Regions from separate parts of the Homo sapiens genome. Here region 1 is linked to region 2. Evidence: read pairs that join two places in POLR2A ChIA-PET (ENCODE). Cell type or tissue: PC-9. All regions are shown on one strand. Region 1 holds the start of LINC01910 (long intergenic non-protein coding RNA 1910). Region 2 overlaps SOCS6 (suppressor of cytokine signaling 6).

The links. Peaks named below come from ENCODE experiments on the same cell type or tissue, not always from the same donor. Only the 100,000 strongest peaks of a DNase experiment are listed, where the experiment ranks them.
Region 1: POLR2A ChIA-PET joins it to region 2 with 16 read pairs; 8 of 35 experiments call an interaction of 5 or more read pairs at or near these places.

The regions. Positions count from the first base shown.
Region 1 is chr18:70,380,909-70,388,908 of GRCh38, reverse strand. LINC01910 (long intergenic non-protein coding RNA 1910) reads left to right here and starts at 4,318. Exons shown (of 3, transcript NR_110764.1): 1 at 4,318-4,438; 2 at 5,567-5,792; 3 at 6,480-8,000. RefSeq lists an enhancer at 3,719-4,918. In PC-9, no CTCF peak of the experiment used is centred here; DNase peaks (open chromatin) are centred at 4,468 and 6,738; H3K4me3 peaks cover 1,976 bases; H3K27ac peaks cover 2,654 bases.
Region 2 is chr18:70,296,089-70,304,088 of GRCh38, reverse strand. All of the region lies in intron 1 of SOCS6 (suppressor of cytokine signaling 6), which reads right to left. Among named protein-coding and RNA genes, the nearest start is that of SOCS6, 11 kb to the right of the region's middle. In PC-9, no CTCF peak of the experiment used is centred here; no DNase peak of the experiment used is centred here; H3K27ac peaks cover 204 bases.

The DNA.
Region 1 (8,000 bases), 85 kb before region 2:
CAAAAAAAAAAAAATGATACAATGGACTTGGGGGACTTGGCGGGAAGAGTGGGAGGGAGGCAAGGGATAAAAGACAACACATACGATGCAGTATACACTGCTCAGGTGATGGGTGCACCAGGATCTCACAAATCACCACTAAAGAATTTACTCATGTCACCAAATGCCACCTGTACCCCAATAATTTATGGAAAAAAAAAATCTACCTTTAGCTTAATGTGAAGACTCCTCAGAAAACAGCAGAATAATGGGAAGCTCTAATTTTTATATTAAATAAAAATATGTGCTATTCATTTTGCTATTTAAAAAATTAATTACCTATTTAATATGTACCATCTCCATGTCATACATAGTTTTTTTCGAAGTAAGAGTTTTAGGATATATTCATAGAAGTATAGTTTATTTATTGGCTGGGCGCGGTGGCTCATGCCTGTAATCCCAGCACTTTGGGAGGCTGAGGTGGGCGGATCATGAGGTCAAGAGTTCGAGACCAGCCTGACCAACATGGCGAAACCCCGTCTCTCCTAAAAATACAAAAATAAGCCGGGTGTGGTGGTGGGTGCCTGTAATCCCAGCTACTCACAAGGCTGAGGCAGGAGAATTGCTTGAACCCAGGAGGCGGAGGTTGCAGTGAGCCAAGATCGCACCATTGCACTTCAGCCTGGGTGACAGATTGAGACTCCATCACAAAAAAAAAAAAAAAGAAGAAGAAGTATGGTATATTTGTTAAAGGTAGTATAGAGTCATTATGTTCAGTATTCCTCAGAACATGTTTTCTGTTGTAATCACCTGTTAAGGAAGAACACTACCAAACTGTAGTGTCTCTAGAAGTGCATCGACAGCATTGAAAAACACAGATTTACAGCCAACAGATACCTTGAAGATCATAATTCCAGGATAAACAAATTGAGACTATTGAGATCCTATAAGACTGGAGTAATACTACCTGTATTTATTGGCGTTTGTTGCTAAAAAGGAATACGTGGGACTGGGTAATTTATTTAAAAAAGAGGTTTATTTGGCTCATGGTTCTTCACACTGTACAAGAAATGTGGTGCCGGCATTTGCTTCTGGTGAGGCCTCAGGAAGCTTCCAAACATGGCAGCAGGCAATGGGGGAGCATGTATGTCACATGGTGAGAGAGGAGCCAAAGAGAGATGCCAGGCTCTTTTAAACCACCAGCTCTCCCGTGAACTAACAGAGTAAGAACTCACTTATTACCAGGGGGAAGACACCAAGCCATCTGTGAGGGACCCACCCCTCTAACCAAACACTTCCCACCAGGCCCCACCTCCAACACTGGGGATGACATTTTAACACGAGCTTTTGAGGGGACGAACATTCAAGCTATATAATCACCATTATACACAAGCTTACCTGGAACCCAATATACTGACTGGGTCACATAAAGAATATGTATAGGAATTAAGATTGTTCAACCTAAAAAAGGAAGACCTAATGGTGGGGTGCTGAAAGTAGAAAGCCTGTTAAATGAATAGAGGAAAGATTTCAGATCAGCAGGGCAGACAGTAAGAACTTTACACTGGTAAGGATTGTTGGCAATGAGAGTGATAAATCTTTCAATGAGGGAGAGACTGAGGTCACCAGGAGTGTCCAGAGAATAAATGATCACTACGGGGAATGCTGCAAATGTCCTCACAACACTCAGTAGAAAAGTGGATGCAATCAAATTGGCAAATTCTGAATTTCACAAAACCCTGGGGACTGACCTTAAGTCACCAGCATTTTATGTTTGCACAGTAAGTACATTTACAAAATGAATCACAAAATGATATACAATTATCACCATTTCACTAAATATAGATATTTTAGCACCAGAACTTCAGCTCAGAATAATGGACTGTCCTCTAAATTGTCCTCCGAATAGAAATAATTTGATTTGATTGTTGTCATCCAACCATAAATTGGTAAAAATTTGTTCACTGTGGCAGACACTCTTCTACAGTGTGACATGAACTCTCCTCCCATAGAGTGGCAGGGTCTGTGTTCTTTGCGTTCAGCCTGAATAGAGCTTTATGACTGTCTTTACCAATAAAGCATGGCTCAATGGAGGCTCTATGACTTCTGAGTCTAGGTCATTAAAAAAAAAAAAAAAAAAAAAAAGATTTGGTAAACACTAGGCTTGATGACCTCTCATTCCTCCAAGCCCAAAAGGTCATAATTCACTCACAGATCGCCTATTGCAGATCTGAAATGGTGATTCTGGTGTTCACAAATCCCTCAAAGATTTGACGACATTAATCAGCCCTCCTGACTGATTCCTGTGATGATCAATCCATTGAGATACTTTTGGCTGTAAATACAGTTAGCCCTCCATATTCTTGGGTTCTGCATCCACAGATTCAAACAACCACAGATCAAAAATATTTGCGAAAGAAAATGCATGGTTGTGACAGTACTGAACATGTACAGACTTTTTTTCCTTAATCATTATTCCGTAACAATACAGTATAACAACTATTTACATAGCAATTATATTGTATTAGGCATTGTAAATAATCTAAAGATGATTTAAAGTATACAGGAGGATGTGCGTAGGTTGTTATGTGCAAATACTGCACCATTTTATACCAGGGACTTGAGCATCTGCGGATTTTGGAATCCGAGGGAGGTCCTGAAACCAATCCCCCGTGGATACTGACAGACAAATAAATATAAAATAAATCCTAATTAAAAATAACTTTGGCCGGGTGTGGTGGCTCACACCTTATAATCCCAGCACTTTGGGAGGCTGAGGTGAGCAGATCACCTGAGGTTAGGAGTTCAAGACCAGCCTGACCAAGATGGAGAAACCCCGTCTCTCCTAAAAATACAAAATTAGCCGGGCATGGTGGTGTATGCCTGTAATCCCAGGTACACGGGAGGCTGAGGCAGGAGAATCCTTGAACCAGGGAGGCAGAGGTTGCGGTGAGCCAAGATCGCACCATTGCACTCCAGCCTGGGCAACAAGAGCGAAACTTTGTCTCAAAAAAAAAAATAATAATAATAATAATAAAATAACTTTAAGTGAATCGTATTATCTCACCTAACAAAAAGTCCTATTATGTGACATAAAAATAGGTGGGGTAGTGGGTTGCAGAATGGTTTTATTAAACAAATCCACAGCAACTTCAAGGACTCAGATTCTCTCCACCATTCTGTTGGGTCATTACCAGCTGTGTTTATTTTTTGACCCAAAGACTCCTCCTCTCAACTCCCCCAGAACTGCCATGAGCCTGTTCCCCAGAGACAATGTGATCATTATCATTACAGCTGACTTAGACTCACCAGGACTTATGCTTGGGGGAAATAGGATCACTGTCCCTGAGAGCCTGGCCATGGATAGGAAAAAAGGCCCTGATCACATTGGGGTTCTAGTACAAAAGAAGAACTTCCTTGAAGGCAAGGAAGAAGAAAAGAAGGGCAATGGCTTCTCCACAGTCGAAAGGAATTCCCTTAAGTTTAAGGATTACTTCTCATTCAGTATGGCACTGTGAAAAGTGCTCCTCTCAAGGGGTCGGACAGAACTGTGTTCAAAACCCAAATCAAGCTGGGCGCAGTGGTTCATGCCTATAATCCCACCACTTCGGGAGGCTGAGGCAGGAAGATCCTTTGAGCCCAGAAATTCGAGAGCAGCCCGGGCAATATAGTGAAACCCCATGTCCGCAAAAAATAAAACATTGCCGGGTGTGGTTGTCCACATGTCTAGTCCCAGCTATGCGAGAGGTTGAGGCAGGAGGATCACTTGAGCCTGGGAAGCTGAGGTATTGAAACCGCCTTTGCAAAATTATGACTGAGACACTGAGACACTGAAAGAGATCTAACTTAACTGACTCCACCTTGCTTCTAACCTCCAAGCTGTCCTTGTTCATTCCTGGGTGTAGGCTGAACTAACTTTGGGAGAAATTTAGTTTATAGTTTAAACAAAGACGGTAGCAGCCCTTTCCTAAAGCAGACCTCCTTCTTGTGTGGGGACAAGATTGTAAGACTAACATTAGCCACAAGATTAGAAATTATGGTTTCGAAGCCATGCAGCTGGAGGCTACAAGATTCTGACCCTCCCTAAACTGCTCCTAAGATCAGTGCTTGAGATATTTTGCAGACACTGCACTTGATGGATCAGCTGGCACCACCCAGATCAATAAACTGGCTCATCTGATCTTGTGCCCCTCTGCCCCACCCAGGAACTGACTCAGCGCAAGAAGACAGCTCCAACTCCCTGTGGTTTCATCTCTGACCAATCAGCACTCCTGGCTCACTGGCTTTCCCCCATCCACCAAGTTATCCTTAAAAACTCTGCTCCCCGAATGCTCAGGGAGACTGATCTGAGTAATAATAACACTCCAGTCTTCTGCACAGCCAGCTCTGCATGAATTACTCTTTCTCTATTGCAATTCCCCTGGCTTGATGAATCAGCTCTGTCTAGGCAGCGGGCAAGGTGAGCCCCTTGGGTGGTTACAGTTGCAGTGAGTCATGATTGTACCACTGCATTCCAGCCTGGGCGACAGAGTGAGACCTTGTCTTGAGAAAAAAAAAAAAAATCCCAAATCAGCCACTTAATGAAAAGGCTCATTCTCCTCACATGCAAAGCAGGGATAACAATAACCACTTCCCATGTGCACATCAGGACTCACTGAGGAGCCAGGGTTACCGGCATCCACTGCCTGCTGATTATGCTGGGGTGTTGCCTGCAGGGAAGTGCTTTACATGCATCGGCCCAGAGACTCCCCACATCATGCAGGAGGTAGGCGCTTTGTTCTTTTCTTTTTTTTCTTCTTTTTTTTTTTTTTTTTTTTTTTTTGAGACGGAGTCTCGCTCTGTTACCAGGCTGGAGGCTGGAGTGCAGTGGCACGATCTCGGCTCACTGCAAGCTCCGCCCCCCCGGGTTCAAGCGATTCTCCTGCCTCAGCCTCCCGAGTAGCTGGGATTACAGGTGCCTGCCACCATGCCCAGCTAATTTTTGTATTTTTAATAGAGACGGGGTTTCACCATGTTGGCCAGGATGGTCTTGATCTCCTCACCTCGTGATCTGCCCACCTCGGCCTCCCAAAGTGCTGGGATTACAGGCATGAGCCACAGCACTCCGCCTGGTGCTTTGTTAGTTTCATACTGCAGATAGTAATCCGAGGTTTGGAGAAGTAATACAAGGCTTGCTGAAGGTCACACAGAGCAAGGACAGAATTCATTCTGACTCCAGAGCCCATGCAATGTCCAGGAGCCCCCACCGTGCCACCTTTTGAATGCTCATCTGTCTGCACTGCACGCAATGCACTGCCCTGGCCATCTAGGCTCGAGGTATCTAAACCATGAGAGAGAGACTGAAAGAGAAACGGCAGCACATCGTCAAGGAGTCAATTCCATTTTAAAACACTGACTGTGTGTGACAGCAAGGTTGGACAGCTCCATGGGGACACAGAGGGCCTCAGACACACGCCTGCCCTCCTAGATCTTCATTTAATTCTATGAGTGGCCATGGACAGATGGCATAAACAATTTTATATCTAAAAACTTCAAAGCTAATATTGTCTGAGATTCATATTGTGAATATATATCCTCATTTTTACAGAGAAATCCTGAGGCTCAAAGACACTGAATGACCTGCTGCTTCACACACAGGTGGTCAGTGTTGCCAAAGACCAGGACGAGCAGTCCAGGCAGCTGTCACATTTCCAACATGTGGAAAGCCTCGCCAAAGCATGAGCTCTGCTGTCTCCCTTCCATGCAGCGAGGCCACACGAGGCGGACGCAGATTTGTTCCAGCAGCTTCACCAGGGAATAAACAGCAGGCATAGGTACAAATAAATAAACCTCAGGCTTGAGATCCTCTCTTTATCCAAAATCAAACTCCAATTCTTTTCTTTCCTTTCTTCCCTGGGGCCATCTTGGTGTCGCCCATCTGCCTGGGCCAGAGGCCCGTACTTGTTCCTGCATTGCCAGGCCATTTGGTAACACGAGGAGCTGATGCCCCTTTCCCTCCTGTTGTTTTTTGTTTTTTGTGTTTTTTTTTTGTTTTTTTTTTTTTTGAGACAGAGTCTCATTCTGTCACCCAGGCTGGAGTGCAGTGGCACGATCTTGGCTCACTGCAACCTCCACCTCCCAGGCTCAAGCGATTTTCCTGCCTCAGCCTCCCGAGTATCTGGGATTACAGGCGTGCACCATCACTCCTGGCTAATTTTGTATTCTTAATAGAGATGGGGTTTCACCATGTGGGCCAGGCTGGTCTGGAACTCCTGAACTCAAACCATCCACCCGCCGCCTCGGCCTCTCAAAATGCTGGGATTACAGGCGTGAGCCACCGCGCCTGGCCTCTCCTGTTGTACCTTGTCAACCCCAGTTGCTGCTAAGCTAGCCTGTCTGTTTCTTCACTGTTTTCTTTACTTATGTCTGCTCTTCTAAACGTAGACAAACTTTTATATTTTATTTTCCTCCCCAGTTGTAAATAGCAGAATCTGGACAAGAACTCAATATTTCTATTTCAGATTACACACTCTTTCTATATTACTATGAAGCTTCAAGATATTTTATGCGGCTTTTGTAAGAAACATAATCCTACTAACATTGACTGAGTACCAGGCCCTCTGCTAGGAGGCAGGGAAACTGCATACAGCAACTCCAGCACCATCCAGCCTCGAGGGCGAGGCAGACTCGTAAGTGGGTGATCATAACAGCGAGTGCTAAATGATATATTGGGAAAATCACAGAATACTGTCGCAACACCCAGGGTGTGCTCTCACCCATCTTGAGAATGAGGAAGAGTTAACCCAGAACAAAGAAAGGGTAGTTGATGTTTAGTGTTTGGGCAGATGTATTCCAAGCAAAGGGAACATTATTGGTAAAAGAAGAAAGGGGATTGAGAGCCCAGAGTCTTCGGAGAGCTGTAAATATTCTGTCAAGGCACAGAAGCGAAGTTTGGAGTTTATGCTACCGACAATGGGAATCTCTAAAAGGAGTTCAGAAAGATCTGAAAATAGACTCAAAGATTTCTTCAACAAAAGGAGATGGGTGTCTGAAAATGATGAAGATGTGGTCCCTGACTCCAAAGAGCTCATCACCTACTGGGAGAGACAGATATGTAAACAAATCATTACAGAACAATTTGTTTCATTCTAAATGTAGCACACAAAAAGAGCTGGGGACAGTGAAGAGGAAGCCGTCAGCGCTGCCTGCGGAGAAGAAAGGAAGGCTTTGTGTAGGTGACAACTGAGCAAGATGACAGATGAGTGGGCGGAAACCAGTCCTAGCAGAAGGGGTGGACCCTTGGGGCGGGACCAGGAAGGGCACCTCCAATTCATTACCCAAGATTAAATGAATGGAACATTCGCCGTACTCTTTAAATTTCAAGAATTTCTTTTCTTTCTTTCTTTCTTTTTTGAGACGGAATTTTGCTCTTGTCGCCCAGGCTGGAGTGCAATGGCGCAATCTCGGCTCACCGCAACCTCCGCCTCCTGGTTCAAGCTATTCTTCTGCCTCAGTCTCCCGAGTAGCTGGGATTGCAGGCATGAGCCACCACGCCCGGCTAATTTTGTATTTTTAGTAGAGATGAGGTTTCTCCATGTTGGTCAGGCTGGTCTCAAACTCCTGAACTCAGGTGATCCGCCCGCCTTAGTCTCCCAAAGTGCTGGGATTACAGGCGTGAACCACCATGCCCGACCTAAATTTCAAGAATTTCTATTGCAACTCCTTTGCCTCAGGAATTTGTCCCCTTCCTAGTGGAGATAGTGAATGTTAAACTGTAACCTACATATCTCTTCTCAAGGATTTTGAATGTTTGTTTGTACAGAGAACACTCCATCTGGTATATCCCAGAAACAAAAGGAGCTTTTCAGTAAGATTTTCAGTGCACGGAAGCCGTGTTCATTTCTAGAGACTGCATTCTCAGAAGCTTTTCGCCCTAAGCACAAAATCAGAGGCAAGTAGGAGGAGTGGGGCTGCACCTGAGTGCAGCATTGCTGTACCCATCCTGTTTCCCAGACAAGCAGATTCAAAAATCAAGTGTCTTA
Region 2 (8,000 bases):
TGAGATCATATATCCTCCTGTATTTGCTGTAAAGAAGTTTTGGTTTTCATATTTAAGTCCTTGATTAAATCTAGTACGATTTATGTGTGAGGTAGGTAAAGATTTACATTTTTCCACACATACAACCAATTCACTCAACACATTTATGGAAAAATATTAACCCTCACAAGAATCAGAGATATACAAATTAAACTATTAACACTATGATTTTCCAAAAGTCAAATCAGCAAAGATTTTTCTAAATGGTTGTATTGATTGCCTGAAAGTGTCTTTTTTAAAAAATTTATTATTATTAGTTTTTTGAGAGTCTCAGTCTGTCACCCAGGCTGGAGTGCAGTAGTGCAATCTCAGCTCACAGCAACCTCTGCTTCCCGGGTTCAAGCGATTCTCCTGCCTCAGCCTCCTGTAGCTGGAAATACAAGTACATGCCACCACTCCCAGCTAATTTTTGTATTTTTAATAGACATGGGTTTCACCACGTTAGCCAGGCTGGTGTCAAACTCCTGACCTCAGATGATCCACCTGACTCAGCCTCCCAAAGTGCTGGGATTACAGGTGTGAGCCACCGCACCCAGCTGAAGGATCTTAATACAGCCATAAAAATTAATTTGGCAATATGCAACTGAAAAGTAACGATACTCCTTGACCCAATAATGCTGTTTTTATAAATATTAAAGAAAAAAACATAAAAATATTCCCTGGATCATTATTTATGACAAAAAGTAAATTTAAATTAAAAAAATTGGAAACATCCTAATTTCCAACAGTATGAGTAAAGAAAATCCTGGCACATTTACACAATGGAACTTTAGAGAACCAGTGAAATTGATATTTATACAGAGTTATAAATAACATGAGGGGAAAATTCATATTGTTCGTTTGTTAAGTGCAAAAACACAGGAAACAAAATTATATGTATGTGGTTCAATTACATAGAAAGAATAGGGAGGAAAACTGGACCACAAAGTACAGCAGAACTGTTAACTGGATGGCAGAACTTTTGTAAACATTATTTTCAAAACATCCTATAATGAACATGCAGTGTTTTTATAAGAATAAAACCTGTGAGCTTGTTTGTTCTTACTTTTTTTTAAAGGAAATGGTTGAGTAAATCCATTAAAAATGCAGGGCCTTTTCTTGGCTTTCAGTTATACCATGACTGCCAAACAAAAAATAAATCAAAAGATGAGACTATTGGGTTTTTTTGTAGCTTTTTGTTTTTACTATTATTCTTTGGCTTTGGTAGAACCTAGACAGCCTCCTCCTCTTTACCTGCTCAAAATAACTTTTTGCAAATCTGACTTAAATTTTTTTTTTATACTGGTGTATATATATATACAGTTAGGAACCGGCTTTGAATATTCAAAGTCTAAATGACAAGAGTGATAAGCCTACCAGCTTTTCAAGACCCTCTTCCCTTCCTACTCAGCTTATATTCCACAATTCATCACTGTAATCATTTCCTTGTGTATACTTCTATTCCCTTCCACTACTCTCCTGAAAAACTCTCTTGGTAAAACCATATTAGTAAATTCAACTCCGCTTATGTCATGCCTGCACCCATAGAGCTAAATAAGGCTGGAGAAAAAGAGAACTGGTCTGATGGGTCTCACTTTGTAGTCAAGGCCATGACCCGCAGGTGGGTCCTTAATGCTGTCTGGAAATCAAACTACTTTTCCCTGGTCCATTCTTCTCCTTCCCGGCCTACCATTTCACACCTTCCCTCTCTTTTCTCCACCCCTGGAACACTCTCATTACCCCTGGAACACTCCCTCATTTAATATCGCAGCAGATGGCCCAACTTCCTATTTCACCAAGAAAAGGAACGACATCAGAAGACCTTGGACTCGGCTCCCATCTACCCACTCAGCACCATGTTTCCATCTACTCCATTCTGCTACCTTGCTCAAGGGCCCCCACCGTCAGCTGGCACACTTAATCTCCCAACAATTTCCCCACTCCACTGGCTCATTCCTGAAAATGTTATTTCTCATATATAAACAAACTTGTGGGGACCCCACCTTCCTCACCAGCTGCAGCCCCATCTCTCTGATTCCCTTTGCAGCAAAATGCCTTAGGAGAACTGAGTCTACTGATGCCCACGATTCCTCTCCAATCTTCTCTGACACCCACACCAAAGCCTTCTCTACCAATCATCGCACAGAGCAGCCTTTGCCTAGCGTGAATTCACAGTCCTAATCTTAGAGGCACTGTGTGTGACCACTGACCACTCCTTTTCCTTTCATATCATTTTACCTCTTTGCTCAGCACACCACACTCTCACGGTCCCTCAGTCTGACTCCTTTGCTAGTCTCCCTCTGGAGTCTTAACAGGAGTGCCCCAGCACTCAAGACTTTGGTCCCCTCTTCTCCACCTGTGATTTCACTCATGCTCATGACACTGCATAGCATCGATGTGCCCTACACTCCCAAATTCTCTCTCTTCATTTACAGACCAGTTATATTCAGCTCCCTTCAGGACACTGCCACTTTGATGTCTTGCAGATATCTGAAACTTCACAAGTTCAAAACTAAACTCGGGTTGTTCCCCACCCCACCCCCACCCCAGCCCCACTTGCAGGTTTAAATCTTCTCTATACTTCCATTTCCGGCTACTCTACATTCTTCCAATGATCAGATCAGAACATTCAGAATCACCCTTGGCTCCTTTCTTTCTCTCATTCCTCATCCAGTATGTCATGAAATCCCAATTTCAGCTACCTCCAAAACATATGCAGAATCCAACTACTTTTTGCCACTATACTAGTCCAAGCTACCATCCTCTTTCTCCTGCATTATGGCAATACCTCCTAATAAGTTTCCTTGCTTTCTTTCCCCTGCCCCATTCTATTCTCAACATGTCTCAGCAAACTGGGACAGATGCTGACACTGTGGCTACTACTGTAATAAGGTCCTTTATCTCTAACCCAAGAGTCTTATGTCTTCTGCCAGCATCCAACTGGTAGCTGGCTAACTGGTGAGCCTGCCTTTGAGCTTGTGTTGAAGGCAAAAATCTCAGACATTTCACACTTCTCGGCAACTGCATTCAAACATAATAAATATTTACAACTACATAAAAACAGAATTACATTTGCATAATAAATGGAATACAGTTGCTTTGACTTCTTTCAGGGCCCTTAGCTCTTACCACAATAACCTCTAATTGAAATGCAACAGGAACACTGCATGGCTACAAAGGTAGATTTAAAAAAGTTAAATATAGCCAAATTGAGAAAAATGAACTTAAAGTTGACAAATAATTTTAACTTAAATTAAGAATAAATTTATATTTACAACAAAAGTTCTAATAAATTTTCAAGTGATTCACTCCTACTTTATAGGCTATTGACACAAAAGTATGGGGTAGCACTAGCTTAAATTTGCAGGGGGATACTAAGTGAATCTCCATATAAAATACATGATAATCTCTAAATCATGTCCAGTTCTAAAAGCTTCTGACTCAATGAAAATAAAAATATGTACGGACTTAGATATCTAACCAGCAATGAACAACTTTCCCATGAGCATTTCTAAGCATCCTTCACTGTAATTGTATTCAATGCATTCTTATTCAATTATTAAACTGAATATGAAACAAATATTCATAACGTCAATCATGTAAAAATGCTTTTTGTGTTGGCTTATAAGAATTGATTAATGAGGCTGGGCGCGGTGGCTCACACCTGTAATCCCAGCACTTTGGGAGGCTGAGGCTGGCAGATCACTTGAGGTCAGGTGTTCGAGACTAGCCTGGCCCACGTGGTGAAACTTTGTCTCTACTAAAAAAATACAAAAACTAACCAGGTGTGGTGGTGGGTGCCTGTAATCCCAGCTACTTGGGAGTCTGAGGCAGGAGAATCACCTGAACCCAGGAGACAGAGGTTGCAGTGAGTCAAGATCATGCCACTGCACTCCAGCTTGGGCGAGAGAGAGACTAAGTCTTAAGGAAAAAAAAAAATAAAGAATTGATTAAATGACTGCACACCTCTCCTTAATTTTTTAGTTCAGATTTTAACAAGTTGCATTTAAGAAGTAGTAAATATATATGCCAATTCATCACTGTCTTTATACGTATACGGTCATCCCTCGGTATTCATGGGGGATTGGCTCCAGGAATAACAGAAGCTATGAATGCTCAAGTCCCTTATATAAAACGTCATAGTATTTGCATATAACCTATGTACATCCTCCCCATACTTTAAATCATCTCTAGATTATTTATAACACCTAACACAAGTGTTATATAAATGGTTATATTATTTTTTGTTGTCTTATTTGCACTTAACCAATTCAAAGAAATGTGATATAAGACATATTTCATCTTTGTCTCTAGTTCCTGGCACAGTTCCTATATCTTTGGGATTTCCTGAGATAGAAATATTTTTTATTGTTCAAAACAAGCCCCTTTCAATCACAACTGTTAATGCTAACGCTGTGATTAAAAGCGGCCCTCCTAGATGGCCTCTGGATGGGGCTGGTCACCCAGAGACCCAGTGCCTAGAGTGTGGAACTTTCAGCACCGACCCCCCGTCCCTATCCTGAAGAGAAATGAAGAGAAAAGGAAAGGATTAGAGATTGAGTTCTACAGAAACTCTAACTACAAGATTCGGGGACCTTGCACACACAAGGGTGAGCTGGGCAGGAGGCCACCCTAGGAGGGCACAGAAACTCCACGTCCCCCCGTGCTTGCTCCGTGCACCTCTTCTACTGGGCTGTTGCTGAGTTGTGCCCTTAATAATAATGTTTTCCTGAGTTTTATCCAGCAAATTATCTAATCTGAGGAGGTAGTGGGAACCCCTGATTTGTAGCCAGTCGGTCAGAAGTATGAGAGGCCTGGGACTTGTGACTGGCATCTGAGGACGGGGCAGTCTCATGGGACTCAGCCCGTTGCCTGTGGGGACTGTACTTACTCTGGGTAGGGTCTGAATTAACTGAAATGTTGGACTCAGTTTTCTTTTTTTGTTTTTAAGACGGAGGGTCGCTCTTGTTGCCCAGGCTGGAGTGCAATGGCATGATCTTGGCTCGCTGTAAGCTCCACCTCCCGGGTTCAAGCGATTCTCCTTCCAGCCTCCCAAGTAGCTGGGATTACAGCATGTGCCACCGTGCCTGGCTAATTTTTGTATTTTTAGTAGACACGGGGTTTTGCCACGTTGGTCAGGCTGGTCTCGAACTCCTGACCTCAAGTGATCCGCCCACCTCGGCCTCCCAAAGTGTTGGGATTACAGGTGTGAGCCACCGCACCCAGCCTGGACACTCAGTTTTCACACTGAAGAAGTGGTTGTTGGTGTTGGAAACACATCACAAGAAATAAATCAGCCTTTTATCTTTACCACTGTGTGTATCAGGCCTGAGACTCCTATGAAATAACTATGACACTTTTCAACAAATTAATATAGGTATCTTAACTCTAAATCAGTGGAGACCTGGGCAACATTGATAATGGAAATCATTTGCACACTGAAAAGACAGCACCCCAACTTACTACTAGTAAGATCCTTAATGATGTCCACATCTGCAACCTTATTGGCTAAGGTATAATTACAGTTGGTGGCTTAGAAACAGCTATTGTAATACTTTCTGATATATATATAATACATCCTGACCTCCAGAATGATAAATGTAAAATACTATCTTATATATAGTTCTTTTAATACCATTCACCTATATATGATTATAGCTGACAATGACAAATTAAAAAACAATTATTTAACATTTTAATGTAAACAAAATTATTTTAACTAAAAATATAGCAAATTCCCTAAAAATCTCACCACATTAATTGTCTATGAAAAAGAATGACCTCATGAATTATAAACTACCAAGTAGGTAAGATTCTTTCAGAATTTGACAAATTATGAACAAAGATGTTTTGTTTTTATTCTGTACTGTAGCAAAGTGTTTTAATAGTTTCTTCATTGCTTTAAGATTAAAAGTAATTTGTTTATATATTAAAATATCTTAAATGTAATGAACTACTAAAGCAAAAATATCTAACTTGTGAAAGGCAACATGCATGTAAAACTAACTGAAAAATAACACAACTGTTATGACTGCTCTCAGAGCCTTCAGATCAACACAAAAGCTCTAATTTAAAGAGCAATTTGCCCATTATTCAAATGCTTTCACATAGAACATACAAGATTTTGTCATTCAATTTGCAGTAGAGAATTTGAGTTTTCAGTTAAAATAATCTTTTCCCCATTTCTAAAGTACATCCAAATGAAGAATGGAGTTTTAAATAGCAGATTTGGGGAACAAAAAGTAATCCACATGAAATTTGTTATTAAATGTACATTAAGAGCCAACATAAACTTCATTCATTGATCATTAGCGCTGAAGGGAATCTTGGAAAGCAATAATTATTCAATTTAATAATATATCCCTATTAAGCAAACAATATAAAAATCTTACAAAATGAAAAGATTACTTGTATTATAAAACAATAATCTGATTGCCAAAAGTAACCATTTATTGTGGGTTCCCAAAGATGCGATCTCTTGATGCTTTTAAAATAGTCCAAATTAAAATAATTATGTTACCACCCACTACAGATCAGCAGGCATTTCATCGACTAAGTTAATTGAACTCAGTGACACAGATGTGGCTTCATGAGAGCACTAACTGAAAACACTACTTTTATTTAAAGAAAAAAATAGATCTGGTTTTCCCAAAAACGAAGGGTTTAATATTCACTGATGCTAGCAAAACAAACAAAAACTGTTGAAAAGAAGGGAAAAAAAAACCCTCCTGATTAAACATACACTTCTTTATCTCCATCATTCCCCAAAAACACAGGAACGAAGAAAATCACAAAGCGAATTACGGCAGATGACAACAGTGTTAAGTGGCTAAAACAAACTGGAGTAAACCAAAATCTAAGACTGCTGGAAAGGAAGACGACGAAAAACCAGCCTGAGAAAAGGTTTCACAAATCTGAACTGAGAGGCGGATGCTATTTGTTTAAAAAAGAGGGGGTGAGGAGAACAGTTAGAAAACAAAACTCCCACAGCCAAAAAGTAAACATTCAATAAAAGAAAAATTGAGGGAACTCCCCTCCAAAGAACAACAACAACAACAACAACAACAGACAAGAAAAATGGAGAAAAAAGCTAAGAAAATAAGTAGACGGATTTAGGAGTTCCTATGTCCAATGAAGAAGAGCTTAAGACAGAAAAAAAAAAAAGAAAGAAAATGAGAAAATGAAAGGGAAGAAATTATAAAAGTCATTTTAATAGTTTTTCTAGAACTGAAAAACATAAGTTTATAGACTGAAAAGCTCTGTGGAATGCTCAGCACATCCAAAGTAGAAAAGAACAATCACCAGACCCACCATGGTAAAATGTTAGTATTTAGGCAATAACACAAAAGTCCCCCAAAAGCTTCCAGGGGGAAAAGAAATGGCTTACAACTGCCTGGGAAACTGGCGGCATGTGACTTAACAGTAACACTGAAAACCGGACGACAACGGAGCAATGCCTGCAATATTCCAAGAGGAAACACACTTACAACTATGACCCCCACTGACAGTTCAATGACTCTCCTTGTGCCCTTGCATGCGTCTGGAATTCTTGCAGGGACTAGGCCTGGTTCTGGCCTATGGTGACCAGCGTGCGACCTGCAGATACACCCACATCCGCCATGGGGACAACAGACAGGAACTGTAGGTGAAAGCAGATTGGACCCAAAGGAAGAGGCCAAGGGAGGCGGCGTCCACAGCAGACTTTGTGAAAGCAAGACACAGACCTCTATTCATGCACTGAGATTTCAGAGTTAATTTGTCACTGCCAAATAACTTATTTGATCTGAACTAAAATATTAACCTGAAATTTTATACACAGCCAGGCATACACCAAATACTTAGAACATAGACATTTTCTGACACACAAGGCTCAAAAAAAAAGTCATCTTCCCCATCACCTTTCACAGGAAGTCACTATGAGGATGAGCTTCATCATATCAAGGCGGTAAACTAAGGAACTGAAAACAAGGAACCCCACTTGG